Linked DNA regions of Homo sapiens: region 1 is linked to region 2. Evidence: chromatin contacts called from ENCODE POLR2A ChIA-PET data. All regions are on one chromosome and are shown on one strand. The core of a region is the stretch at or near the end of the contact, and the rest is flanking DNA. Distances in the headings are between cores, read along the strand shown. Region 1 holds the start of TNFAIP8 (TNF alpha induced protein 8). Region 2 holds the start of ARRDC3 (arrestin domain containing 3).

Region 1 (7,242 bases), core at 4,515-7,014, about 28 Mb after region 2:
TGCCGCTACTATGTTGAATTTACGTGAATGAAGTGCTATGTAGCCATTGTATTAGGAATTATAAGCAATCTAGAGATAATTTAAAGCATATGGGATGATATATGTAAGTTATATGCAAATACTTCACCATTTTATATGAGACTTGAGCATCTTCGGATTTTGGTATCCTCAAGGGTCTTGGAACCAATCTCCCACAGATGCTGAGAAATGACTGTGTTATAAAAGAAGGACCGTGGGTCATAAATTGTTCAGATAATATTTTCTGACCTGATTTGGAGAGTATGCTTGTGTTTTATCATCTGCTAAAAGCTTTTTAACAAGGAAGATTTCTTAGAAGAGAAATACACCTAGAAAGCCTAGGAAACAAGCACATCCCAGATGTATTATTGTCTCTCTGTGTGTGCTCATCTCCGATGTCAGCAATTCTTCCCATTCTCTCAGAATTAGGCACTCACATCCAGAGCATTAGTGAATGTGTAGAATTTATGGGAGAAGTCACTGGGCAGACTGAGGAGAGGGATTACCCATAACTTCAAACTCCCAGGACTGGCCACCAGTGGCTTTCTCCTTCCCTCATCTCCACACTCATCCTCAGCATCTTCCTCTCACATGGTTCTGCCCCAGCCCACATCAGCCTCCCCAGTCTTATCCCAGTGCAGATGGTCCCTGACTTACAATTTTTTAACTCTATGTGTATTTGTGTGTGTGTGTGTGTGTGTGTGTGTAGAGAGAGGGGTCTCACTCTGTGTGTGTGTGTGTGTGTGTGTGTGTGTGTGTGTGTAGAGAGAGAGAGGGGTCTCACTCTGTTGCCCAGGCTGGAATTCAGTGTATGATCATAGCTCACTGTAGCCTTGAACTCCTGGGCAAGAGTGATCCTCCTGCCTCAGTCTCCCAAGTGGCTAGGACTACAGGCATGCACCACCATACTCGGTTAACCTTTTAAAAATTTTTTTGTAGAGTTAGGGTCTCTCTATGTTGTCCAAGCTGGTCTCAAACTTCTGGCCACAAACAATCCTTGCACCTCAGCCTCCCAAAGTGCTGGGATTAAATTCATGAGCCAGTGTGCCCAGCCTTACTCTATTTGTATTGTACTAAAAGTGATACACATTCAGTAGAAACTATACTTTGAACACCCATACAACCATTCTGCTTTTTTTGCTTTCAGTGCAGTGTTAAAAAGTTACCTGAGATAGTCAACATTTTATTATAAAATAGGCTTTGTACTAGATAATTTAGCCTAACTGTAGGCTAATGTAAGTGTTCCGAACACATTTTAGGTGGGCTAGGCTAAGCTATGGTGTTGAGTATGTTAGGTGTATTAAATATATTTTCAGCTTATGATGGTTTTATCCTGATGTAGCCCCATCGCTAAGTTGAGGAGCATCTGTACTCAGCACTTAAGGCTACTTGAGGCACAGAGCTTGATCTTCTGCAAAAGTGTATAAATGACTCCACTGTCATTTTAGCATTCCCTTTTTCAATTCTAGTATATACAATTTTCTTTTTTCTTTTTCTTTTCTTTCTTTTCTTTTTCTTTTTTTCTTTTTTTTTTTGAGATGGTGTCTCACTCTGTTGCCCAGGCTAGAGTGCAGTGGCACGATCTCAGCTTGCTGCAACCTCCACCTCCTGGGTTCAAGCGATTCTTCTGCCTCAGCCTCACAAGTAGCTGGGATTACAGGAGCCTGCCACTGTGCTCAGTTAATTTTTGTATTTTTAGTAGAGATGAGATTTCACTGTCTTGGCCAGGCTGGTCTCGAACTCCTGACCTTGTGATCCACCTGCCTCGGCCTCCCAAAGTGCTGGGATTACAGGGGTGAGCCACTGTGCCCGGCCATAAATACCATTTTCTTAAGGCTAAGAGAGCCAAATAACCTGGGCCAGGGAGAGGCCATGGAGAGATACCCACTTAGGCTTACTTGTGTTATGGAAGGGTAAATGTAAATGTGTCTGAGGATAATAGGAAGAACTCAAAGCCTACAGGCCTAACCAGGTGAGACCAAGACACAGATCTCTCCCGCATATGGGGAAACAGGAGTGACAGCCAACTTTTTATATAGATCACGGAAGCCTTCGAAGGCTTTCAAGGGTGTAGACAAAAATGATACAAGAGAAGTTGAAGAAGGTCTCAAAGTGAAATTGAAGGAAGCAGATTCAGCCTCAGCAGGTTAGAAAAAAAAATGACCATTTTTGGTGACCTGAAGTTTTTGCGAACTAGAGGCTATAGGTCCATAACTAGTTTACAGAGGTGCTTCATATTTTTCACTGCAGAGAACATATAACATTCTTGAATGTGAGTGGAATATTTGATACCTCCTAATTAAAAGGTACCTTGTCTTCCCAGTTCTGCCGGCTGGCCTTCTAATTTGTGTGAGTCTGAAAACTCACTGATCTCCCCTTTTCTTAACAGACATCTGGGGAGCTGTGAGCAAAAGGCCTAAAAGTCAGGCCTTTAAAAAAAACTCTTTGAACAGCTTTATTTAAGGCATAATTTGGAAAGAGATTTTTCTGCTGCCCTGTGATAAAGTTCAGTCGAGAGTTGGTGTTAATAAACCTTCCTTAGAACCAAGGTGACTTGGAAAGTTGAGTTCTTTAGGTCTGTGGTCAAATTAACAAAATTATGTCAATAAGCCCCAGGTGAGTAGGGTCAATTTACATATGACACACACAAATATTTGATTATACCTCAATGAATGAATAAACCTTCAGAATCTTAGCTACCATTTTCATTCTTCCATCTTGACACAAAAGGTGGGAGTTCCATTATTAGACACTTGCAGGAGTTCAACATAGTATTTAAATTTAAGTACAGTTTGTTATTAAATGAGAAGTGTTGCTAACTTAGTTGCAATTTTGTATCAGGCGGGCGGTAATAGTTTGTTGGTATGACTTCCATACATGTTGCCATGTGAAGGATGTTTGGGGTGTTTCTTAAACATACAAGAATCAACAAGTCCCACCTACAGGAGATAACAAATCATTATGATGTACTGGACCATTATTCACTGGGGCTAAGAAGTAAATTATCCCCTTTTGAATAAAAGCACAGCAAAATCAAAATGACCTAGTACATATCTGAGAGCAGCAGAAGGCCAAGGGGAGCCCTAGAGAATCAGCTGCCCTTTGTCACCATGTTGCAGGGTAGGGGTATGGGGCAATGCAGCCTGCCCAGAGCAGATGGCTTTGAGGTTATACGGGAGACTGAGGAATGTACTTATTCACATAAAGCCTTTTAAAATAAGCTGAGCATTCATTGCTCTTGAGCTAAAACAGAGCATTCTTCCCCAAGGTGACTGCTTGCTTGCATTTAAATACAAAAGAAGTTTCTCTCCAGGCTTCCTGAGGCCGATGGTGAATGTTCAAAGATCAACGAAGCTAACATGAATCTAAAATGAATTATAAGGCTGACGGAGCGCTTGAACTATTCATTCAGCAGTTGTAAAACAAGTAGCACATTAAAGGACATGTATTTTAACATATCTTATGTGGTTTGTCCCCAGTTGGACTTGCAAAATGACATTTAATAAATATTTCTTGTAAGGGTACTTTCTAAAAGAAGAGAGTGAAAGTAATTCTGCTGTAGGCAGATTGGGCCTGAAATTTGGGTTGTCTGGATTTGCATAATCATCACCTTGAAAAGGTGTTGCTTTACCCCAATTATAGATCAGTGGAAGCTCTCTTGTGTAGCACACGGCCCTGGTGAGATCCCTTAAGATCTCTTGTGGACTATCTGTGGACATCTGGGTTGCAGTGAGGAAGGGCAAGGATAGATGGTATAGGGAGAGAGGGGCAGAATGTTGACTTGGGCAGGACAGGAAAAGCCACTTGTGACTGGTGAGGGAGCATTTCTTTGGGTTCAGAATCATCCTCATCTCAGTGTATCTCCCCATAAGTCTGAGATTACTGAGTGCAAGGTATACATATCAGCAGCTCCTGACTCAGGATGTGTGGCAGAGGGGACCATGAAGTTAACTGTGACTTTCGGAAGGGTGCAGTCTGTTACCCTTTCGGTGGCGAGGTCAGTTTCCGGGAGGCTCTGCAACACTGATATTTTCCAGATGTTTCTCCTCTTCTCCCTTCTCTGGCTGGCTATATCTTCCTCCCTTCATCCTGCTCTTTCAGTGAAATTGAGATAACATGTTAGAATCTTAGGCAGGTTAGAATCTCTCAGCAGTAGGATGTGATTTAATATCTAGACCTCTTACATTAATATTTATAATAGCCTTCACTGCTTGTGAATAGCATAAGCACTCTTTTCTGTTCAAAGTCAATACTGAAATAAAACCCAAGAGTATGTTTTATAAAAATTTACTTTTAATGGTGCAATGGTAATAATCTATGTAGTCCTTATGGTTTTCAAATCCCTTTGTGCTTATATTACCTTATTTAATACAGACATAAATCTGTGAAGTAAATAATACTATTTTTATCTTCATTTTACAAATGAGGAACTGGAGGCTCAGAGAGGTTAATTTGCATAAGGTCATACAAATGATAGATGGCAGAACTGGATTTAAGTTCAGACTCCTTAAATCCATGTCTTTTGTACGTTCTTTTCACTAAATTTGCCATAGTGTTTCTATTGGTTTTTGCCTATATAAAATCGGAAACGAAGAAAAAGAAACGAACTGGAAAATAAATTTGTCAAAAGAGTATATTTTTTTCTCATAATTTCCAAGCGGATCTTTCAGATATGTTATTTGAGGACTTTTTGCCTCAGACTGGCGATAAAACAAGTGTTCTACAAAATACCTCCGTAAGACAGGCCTATCAGTGGCAGCTCTTGTCCCCGCTTTGCAGAAGGGAAAACCAAGGCTCCACAGAGCTAAGGGGACTTCCTCTCAGCCAATTTGTAGGGGCCTGTGGGCCAGACCCGGGGGCAGAATTGAGATCTGTTGTGAAGGCTGTCCGGCTTCTTTATTCTATCAGCATTTCAAATCCTGAAAACCTCCCCTTTGGCATTTTGAAGGAATTCATCCCCAGTTTTTGCTGGTAGCCGGGAGGGAACCGTGCTCTCCCCCTGAGGAAGGCCCTTTGGAGTAACTGCAGCAATGAGTGCCCGGGCTGTGCTTGGAGTACCAGTGCTCGCCCGGGGCTATACTGAATGAGTAAGCAGCCCCGTCTGCTTTTGCTGTGCAAAGGTAAGGGTGGAGGCCGCTCCACTTTCTTCAAAAGGCCCCGCTCTGGGACTTGTGAAATTGTGCTCTCTTAAGCTGGTCCTTGCAACCCCATGGACGATATCCATGCGACTTTCCTACAAAAATAACATACCAAAGCCGCTTTAAAATCCGTAATTTTTGGGTTGCAAGACTCCAAGACAAAGTCAAATGGGCATCAAAAAATGTAATCCAAAAATACAGAGGCATTGGTTCTACCCTATATGCATTTGCTATTTATGTAAAACTACAGTGTGCTCTGAGATGAGACTTTTTTTTTCTTTTTATACCTTTTTTTCCGCCCGTCTGGTGCGTTTGCCGACGGTTCTTCTCGGCCCTGTGTCTCGGGAGAGTCGGCTGCCGTCTGGGCCTGTGCCCCACCTGCGTGCGCCCGGGCCGAGCCAGCCCCGCCAGGTCGCCTCCGCCCGGCTGCCGGCCCGAGCGCGCGGCTCCGGGGGCGGACTCCCGCCGCCCAGCTGACACGCGATTCGTCACTCTTGCAGAACTTTCCCCCTGAAAATCCCTGCACCAGAACCCGCTCTCCCGCCCCGGGGAGGTTTTGATTTTAGTGGCTTTCTTCCTTTTATTTTCCGTCGTGTGCGGATTTCGCTGCAGAGCGAACTTGCGGCTCGTCCGAGTACATGTGAGCGGTAATCGCCCCTGCAGCTGGTTATCCTGACATTATGCACTCCGAAGCAGAAGAATCCAAGGAAGGTAGGATTCTGGTTTCTCCTGGGGGCCGGCCAAGTTCTGCGGAGGAATTTGGAGGAAGGCAGTGGTAGAAGAGGATGGGAGTTTTAAAGTGAGCGGTGGGCACTTTGTCCGCTTGCCCTGCGCCTTCGAAGCCAAGTCGGAGCTGGATAAGCGGAGCCCGGGTCTCATCTTGGGCTCCCTTCTCCCCCCGCAGCCGTTCAGAGGGGAGGGGAGGAAAAGTCGGACCTAGTTCAGCCAGCCCACTAAGTCTGCTTTTTAGCTTTCTCTGGAAACGAAAGAGCCCCACTTGGACTCCAAGAATGCAAAATGTGCTTGGAAAAGGGCTGCCTGCCTGCATCAGAAAGACTGAAAGCGGGATCCCTGGAAGAGCCCTGAGTGGAGGGTCCCTTGAAAAGGGGTTTGAGAAATTAGAAACGCTATATGTTTCCGGCTAAAAGGGGAAGCTGAGTGAGGGGAAGCGAAAATCTGTATTTGAGAAATAGATTAATTTTTTTTCATTGCTGGGTTTTCAGCAGTGAGTTCATTTCGTTGGGGGTTTGAGGGGGCTGAAAGATATGAGGGGGTCCTTGTGCAGCTTGAAACTGAGAAGAGTTTGTCTGTTTCTAACTTCGCAAAAGCAAAGGGTTTCATTTACTCCTAACAGAGAACAGGTGACAGGGCTGGAAAAGCTCCAACCAAAACACAATTATACGCTGGTGTTAGTTTGGGGAGTTTATTTGTGTGTGAGTGTTTGTATGCTTTGTTCCTTGAAACTTTATGTATACAAAAGTTCTCTTGTAAGTGGGGGGTGGGAGTAAGGGTGGTTGGGGAAAATTAGAGAGTAAGAGAGGAGACTATTCAAGATTGTGAAATACTCTTTCTTTTCATGTAGTCTCTTGGAAAGCTGGTTAATTTCAAGTCAATCACAGCAGTTCTGGCAGAGGAGCAGCCCCATCATTTCTCCATTTGGTAGACACCAGTTAGGAAGAGCCCTTGAAACTTGTCCTCTTCTGCCTTTTACTGATTCCCCTCCCAGAGGAAAGCTTTGTGTTTCACCATGTAGTCTTTGTGGGCTCACGTTTACCTTATTATGCTGTGTGAGGGAAATAGTCAATAAAAAGGAGGTTTGTTTAATAGAAATACGGGGCTGGCATGAATGAAAAATGACAGCCAGGAGCATTGTTTTTGAGTTTGATGTGGAGTATGGGGGGAGTAATGCTTTCTTGCCGTGTCCTGTGTTCTGATGGAGCTGTGTGCTGATAGATGCTTTTCTTTTCTATGTCTTTATACCAGCAGTTTATTCAAAGTCAAAGGTAGTTGAAGGCAAATAGGAACCAGGCTGAGAGAACTCAAGGGTGAACTTCTGTGTGAATTACAAGTAGCACTTAAGCTGGCG
Region 2 (6,680 bases), core at 3,461-5,960:
AAAATGTTTAAATTTAGAATACTTAATTTTAAAATAATGCTCTGATCATAAGTATCTATAAAAATGCCTATTATTTATAATACTTACGTCTGTGGAAGCTCGAAGCTGAATGCATATTCATGCCTTCCTGAATGAATAGTGTGGAAGCCTTCTTCGGAATTATCATCATCTAAAACAAACATAAAAAGAAAACAAAGAATTTATTATTCAACATTTACATACTCCGCAGGGTGGCATAACTTTAAAGATGCTTACATAACAATTAAGACCACAAAACAAGCTTTGGAGTCTGAGAGATCTGAGTTCTAATTCTAACTTCATCATTTCCTCTGGACAAAATAAAAATCCTGTCGTCAGCTGCCTTATCTGTAAAATGGGGATAATGAATACTCACACCCCACAGGCTTTTTATTTTTTCTAATGGAAAATGACCCAAACTGCAAAGCATCTGTTTATAAAATAGTATATATACTCAAAAGGCTCGGGTCTCACATCATGGTAAGACAATGCTATCCTTTGTCTCCAACGGTTTGCTTAAATTTATCACATTAAGACTATAATGTATCAAAGAAAAACTGTTCATGCAACCCTCTTAAAATATGTCAGTTTATAGGGAATAATAATACCAGATGTGAATAGAATAGATACTCCAAAACCACTAGAAAACCTTGTCAAATAGACGGAGTAAAAAAAAAAAAAAAAAAAGCCACACATTGATTTTAATGTCAGATTTATAACTAAAAATAATTATTTATTGAACTAAAAATAATTATTTATTGATCTAAAATGATCACAACACTCAGTTGGTCCTAGCAACGACTAAAACTTGCATAAACTATACCTTAGATAATTACAAAGAACCGCATTTAGGTGGTGTCGGCTTATAAGGAAACAATATTTTCCAACATCCTTGAAAAAAATGAAGTCTAACTATTAATAGTTTCCAGTTTCTATAAAAAAGGGATGACCTTTCATTTTACAACCAATTTTTTTGGTGAAATTATTTTTTTTCAAGTGGCATGAAAATAAATATAATCGAAAATATGGGAGGGGGTTCTAGATCATTAAAGTGCCTATTTAGCGTTTTAAATAATTACAGAAATATCTTTTAAAGTTTTCTTGGTGTAGAAACCTTTACGATTAGCCCCCAGAGTAGAAAAAACTGGCACATTATTTAACTTTCCTTCAGCAAAGTATTGGATATACACAAAAAACGTGATGCCTCCCTGATATTAAACGAGAAAAAGGGGGAAAAAAGCATGTATACGTCGATACTTTCATTTAAAAATCATGGTGATTCGCTTATGTCTCCATACAATTTTCCTCGTCCCCTGTGCAAATTCCCCTGAACGGATTTCAGAACCAAAAACTAGCTGATGAGCTGGGGGCCATTTAAATTCGCTCCCCTCGAAGGCGCCCGAAGTTCGCCTTCCTTTCCCTTTCTTCCCTCTTCGCTCCCTTTTTGTGCCAGCTCAGCAGTCTCATTGAAGCGAGCGGCGGCGGCCGCGCCGTGGTAAACAAGTGCCGGGCTGTCAATCAAGAACTAGACCGGAGCAGGAGAGGACCGGCCTAAACCGGCGCGAGCAGATCCCAGCCGGCCTGCCCGCGCGCCGCCGCCGCCGCCGCTGCCGCCCGCGCGCCCCGCTATACATACGGCATACGTCGCGCGGCGCTCGCGCCCGTGCCCGCGCAACCTAGCCTGCTGGCCGGGGGGCGGGGCGAGCGAGCCGCGGCGCTTCCGCTTTACACGCCCCAGCCGGCGACCGGTTCCATCTGGCTCGGGCCACTCTGACACCTTTAGTTTCGGCAAGGGATATTGGGGTGGCGAAGGGGAGGCGGGGGCCCGAAGGCTTCGGAAAACGATGGGGGAGGGGGCAGAGGATACCCGTCGAAGCCCCCCCCTCCCCCAACATTTCGATATTGGAATCACTTTCCTTCTTCCTCGGGCCAGCCTTTGCTCTGTCCCCTCAGGTCAACTCAAGGTAGACAGTGTGGCGACTGGAGAGGTCGGGGAACAAGCTTTGTTTCAGCTAAGGGGAAAACAAGCGTTCACAGGAGTCCCCTGACACCTCCCACTCGGAAGATAGCTAACGGGGGTCCTGCCAACCCTTCCCATCCAACTTCCATCTGAAAAGGATTTTCTGCTAAAGTTGGGTCCATGGCCATCCAGCACCTGTAAGGCCGGCAGGAGCGTCTGCCCTCTACTCAGTTAAAGCCTGAAGTCGTTTCCTTTCGATGGCCCTTAGGAGGCCCAAAAGAGGGGCGACAGAACATGATGTTGACACGGGCTGGGCGCCCCCAGAAGCCCGGGAACAAACGTGAGTACGGGCTGGGTGGGGGTCGCTCTGGAGGAACCTTTACCGGCGCACGCCGGTTTCCTAGCCTCGCCCCAGCCGCGGCGCGAGCTCACTCTCCCCACCCGCCCGCGCCCAATCCAATCAGCGCCTGCCATCGCCTTAGCAACAGGCTAACAAACCTGGCTCCGCCTATCCCGGGCGCCCGGGGCGGGGTCTCAGTTACCAGGCTAGTTTGAGAGCTCCCAGTTTCAAGTCATTGAAACTATTCCAGACTGAGCTCGTCTACGCGTTGCAGGGTTTGGGGGGCATTTTGTTGGGGGTGCAGGGCATTTAGTTTTCTTTACCACGAAATCATGGTGCAACTAATGAAATTATATTTGTCCTCACATCTCGTTGTTCTACTTTTCCCCACTGCAAGTCTTAACCCCTTGAGGAAAAATCTGTTTTCTTTCATCCGTTTCATAAAAGGCTGCAATATTCAGAAAGGTACAAACACAAAGTCATCTATCTGCTTTTCAACAAATACCAAGGCTGTCATTAGGCATTTGCATCTCCTATCAGTGTTAACACTTGGAGAGATTAATTAGTTATTTCAGGATGCAAAGTACCTGTATCTAACTACGAAAATCCTGCTAAAGAACTGAGTTCACCTTAATAGTTTCAAAAATAATGCATTAATACTGTCCCTCAAAGCATCCTTCATTTCTCACTTGCCTTAGTCATCAGCACTTCTCCAGGATGTACGTTTTTAATATAAAAAATAAGGTAAAATATGTCTCTAATTTTTTTTCTGAAAAATCGCCAACATCTGAACTAAATACTGCATTAAAAAGGAGAGGCACAAAAATTACATAACCAGTTTTAACATTATATTCTTCTTGGGCTAGGAATTAAGTCATCGCCACCACCTGACGCGTGTAACCAATCTGCTGAGAGCAGAACAAGCGCCCCTCCTCACCACCCCCCAGAACTGGTCCGAAACAGGATTGAACCGCTTCTAACAAAGGGTGGAAACTTAGAAAAACAAGCCTAGAGTCTCCTATATTTCCACAATGTAACCATTTAAACAATAGATTGGAAATCTCAGGACTCCTTCTCCTTTTGACAACCCTTTATCTCTCTCTTCTAACCAAAAATCAAATCCAGTGTGCCCTATACTTTTCAATTCCATTTGACTGGCATGGGTTTCATTGAATGCACGTTCCAAAGTTAGACATGATGCTCGGAAAAGAAAATTACTGATCCTAAATGGCTTCTAAACCTGACTCGATACCTATCATAATGACAGATAGTCATTCCTTTAAAATAAGGAATGCTGGGTGTAAATTTTTAAAGGAATGGTAAAGAATAGAGAAAAAACACGTGGGGTGTTGATACCATATGTCAAAATAAGCCACAGAAATCTTTTATGAAAGAACAGTCATCAATTATTTAAAGTCTTTTGCATTCCAATATTAAAAATGAAACACACCCATTAAGTCTCTTAAAAATGTTATTACATTTCTTGATCGAAGTTCAGTTTTTACATCTTAGGTTGCAAGTAAAAGGGCAAAAATCTAAGACTGCAGCTTTTACCAATTCATTTGAAAATATATTAGTAAAACGACTGAATTGGATTCAAACAGAATTTATAAGTAAGGTGCAAATGGACTACAAGTGCGTGTGGCACAGACCGAGCCGGGTACAGAGGTAGCTGAATAAGTGTAGTTTGCAGTCACTTTGCAGATGCCTGCATGCATTACGGCTTAACACACGATGAACGTCAAGGAGAATCCAAACCTTCCAACTTTGCTAACCTTTCTCAAACTGCTTAGTTATGCTAGGAGTAGAATCACGTTAATTCAGAAAACTGAAAAGGTACGTTTCCAAAGAAAATGAGTCCAATGACTTATGAATAACAAAAACTTACCTCTTTCGTGCCCAATTAAGATGTCTTTATGGTTGAAATACTCTACTTCTTCAGTGTAATTCTGTGTATAGGCAGTATTGGAGCCGGCGTTTCTAGATTCAGTCCAGCGTACTTTCGCATGTCCTCTTGCATGAATTTTAAGAGATTTTACTCTGATTTCCCCAGTAACTTCTAAATTTACCCTTCCTGAGACGGTATCCCCACTAGAATACACAGGGACATTGCTGTCATTAAGACAGTCAAAGCTTATTGTCAAACTCTTCACCTTTCCCAGCACCATGTTTATAACAAAATCTATAAAAATATAATGTAAGACAAAAAAGTCAAGATCGCATATAAAATGTGATCTTCACTTAACACTGATCGATATTTTTGCCGTGCAAAATGCTTGCAGGCCGGATCAGTGATTCTCTACAAATAGTTCATTGAGATTTCTTAAAAAGTCAGGGCAGCAGAGGCTGCTGCTCCGCGCTCCCGCTCGTCTCAGTGGTCTCCTTACAAAGACGGGCGGCTAAAAGCTGCCAGCTCACTTTAAGAGCAGCTTTGTGAAAAACAACCCCAGTGCGCAGGCGCAGGCCGCGGCTGCTGTCCGCCCTCCCTGCGCGCCCCCTCCCGCGCCGCGCCGCGCCGCGCTCGCTCCCTTGCCCGCTCGCTCCCGGGTACAGTAGGTGTAGAGCTAGGGGAAGGAGATACTGGAGCTGCTGGCCGGCTGAACCTGACTTCTCTTCATTGTGGGCTCCTATTGGTAGGCAGGCTACCGTATACCCTCGACGTGCTATCTGGAGCCCGTTACCGAGCGCACTCTACTAGAAAGATAATGGCAGAGTGGGGTGCGAGGGTACAAGGGCTGGGTGGGGAGTTTGCAAAGCCAAGTTAGGATAAACTGCAGCGACCAGCCCGAAGCGTGCGTTACCGGCACTGCAGCGTTTTACCAACTGCCTGGATGGGAGGAGGAAAAAGTGATGTGTGAAGAGAGATGGGGGAAGGGAGAAACCGGTTGGGCAAGCGGCCGATTGTTGAGCATAATCTAACGAATTTCCAAAGAAAACGTAATAAAACCGGACAAGAAATATTGTTCATAGACAAGAGCATACTTTGCTTGGATTTTTTTTTTTTAAACCAGTACTTTGTAGGCAGGTTGGAAATGAACTCAGTCGAGGTCAAAGGAACCTTAATCCTTTGAAGAGCGAGGTAGAGAAGCAAGTACAATGTAATCAATAGGCTTTGCTGTCTCCTCAACTTCTTTCTCCTACATTGCTTAATTAGCACCGAAAAACAACCAAGTTGTTTCCAGGATGACACGGGTGGGGGCTGGGGGAAGCTTGATCACTTCCTCGAAGGAAGAAAAAGTCCTTTTAAGACACCACCTACGGCTAGATTTGCAGAGTAAGACATGATTACAACTCCTGTGTCCAGAGGAATAAGAATAGAGTTCGGCCTAAAAAAGTACTACCTTATAAAAGGCATATGACATAGTGGTTTAGCTGACATATTGTTTGCAACAGAATCGGAAAATCTTTGTTAGAAATTAGTGAAGCGCATAAAATTGTTTTTAAAAAGCATGATTTGGTATATAAATAGGGATTTAACTGTGTGAAGCTTTAATTTTCGGCCGAGAGCCTTGGACCATTTAACGTAGTAATTCTCATGATACATCTTAAATATAGGTACATTTCTCTTTTTATTGTGAATGTTTGGTAAAAAATAGCAGTGCTTTCGTCACATCACACTGGGATTCAGAGCATAACAGCATAAACTCATCTAGATTACTGGCAATCAACAGAACTGCCTTACAAGAGAAATGTAGAAAGAAAAAATATGAATCTGGTGCTCTCTCTATATATATATGTATGACCAAAAATACCTTGGAAGATTTTTGGCTGTCCGTGTCTAAACGTTTTAGATTCTTTTGCGTAGTGTATATGGATAGGTTGAGCCTATGAGTCACAATAAACTAAACTTATTGGTCTTGCTGTTTTATTTCAAAAGAAACTAAGCTTTTGGGGGTTGGATTTTAGTTGACAAGGCAATATCTTGGACTCAACAGCAATATATAAAGAGTATAAATATGCAAACTAGACAATTAATGAGCAGGCCATTTATTTCAGAGTTTAGATCGCTATGCATAAAATTATAAATTTGCATATTTAAGTGGGAAAAACAGTCTTATCTTTTCCCTACCTCTTGGTTGACACCTGGTGGAAATTCTAGGTAAAGTACCTGGGGCCTTGTACTAGCTTTGATTACAGATACTACTTGTGTTTTTTCTCCACCTAGTGGTAGAAGTGGTGAATTTCCTAGAATGACAGCTTTTCCTCAGCATAAGGTCAATGATATTTAATAAGCATTCGAAAACCACTGAGCAAGGAATGGATTTAAAAGTGTAGTCCATAATGAATACATAAATTCATTGCACATTTGTGTCTACATTTATGTTAAAAATTATTAAGGGTTAGTGAACAGCTGAATTCGGA

Evidence for each region. ChIA-PET counts read pairs that join two places held with the same protein, here RNA polymerase II (POLR2A).
Region 1: POLR2A ChIA-PET joins it to region 2 with 13 read pairs in B cell. The contact joins the promoter of TNFAIP8 here to the promoter of ARRDC3 in region 2. POLR2A ChIA-PET finds 5 or more read pairs at or near these places in 2 of 52 experiments (B cell and OCI-LY7).

What each region holds. Positions count from the first base shown.
Region 1 is chr5:119,350,255-119,357,496 of GRCh38, forward strand. It overlaps TNFAIP8 (TNF alpha induced protein 8), which reads left to right and starts at 5,765. Exons shown (of 2, transcript NM_014350.4): 1 at 5,765-5,867. The coding sequence starts at 5,837. LOC102723444 (a long non-coding RNA gene) reads right to left here and starts at 5,519. Exons shown (of 5, transcript XR_007058912.1): 1 at 5,444-5,519; 2 at 4,001-4,112; 3 at 128-211. RefSeq lists an enhancer at 4,722-4,861 and silencers at 5,512-5,671, 6,300-6,594, 6,392-6,451.
Region 2 is chr5:91,378,607-91,385,286 of GRCh38, forward strand. ARRDC3 (arrestin domain containing 3) reads right to left here and starts at 4,711. Exons shown (of 8, transcript NM_020801.4): 1 at 4,207-4,711; 2 at 88-169. The coding sequence starts at 4,486. ARRDC3-AS1 (ARRDC3 antisense RNA 1) reads left to right here and starts at 1,741. Exons shown (of 3, transcript NR_027435.1): 1 at 1,741-2,318. RefSeq lists silencers at 1,603-1,782, 2,403-2,472, 4,618-4,927 and enhancers at 4,781-5,298, 5,178-5,477.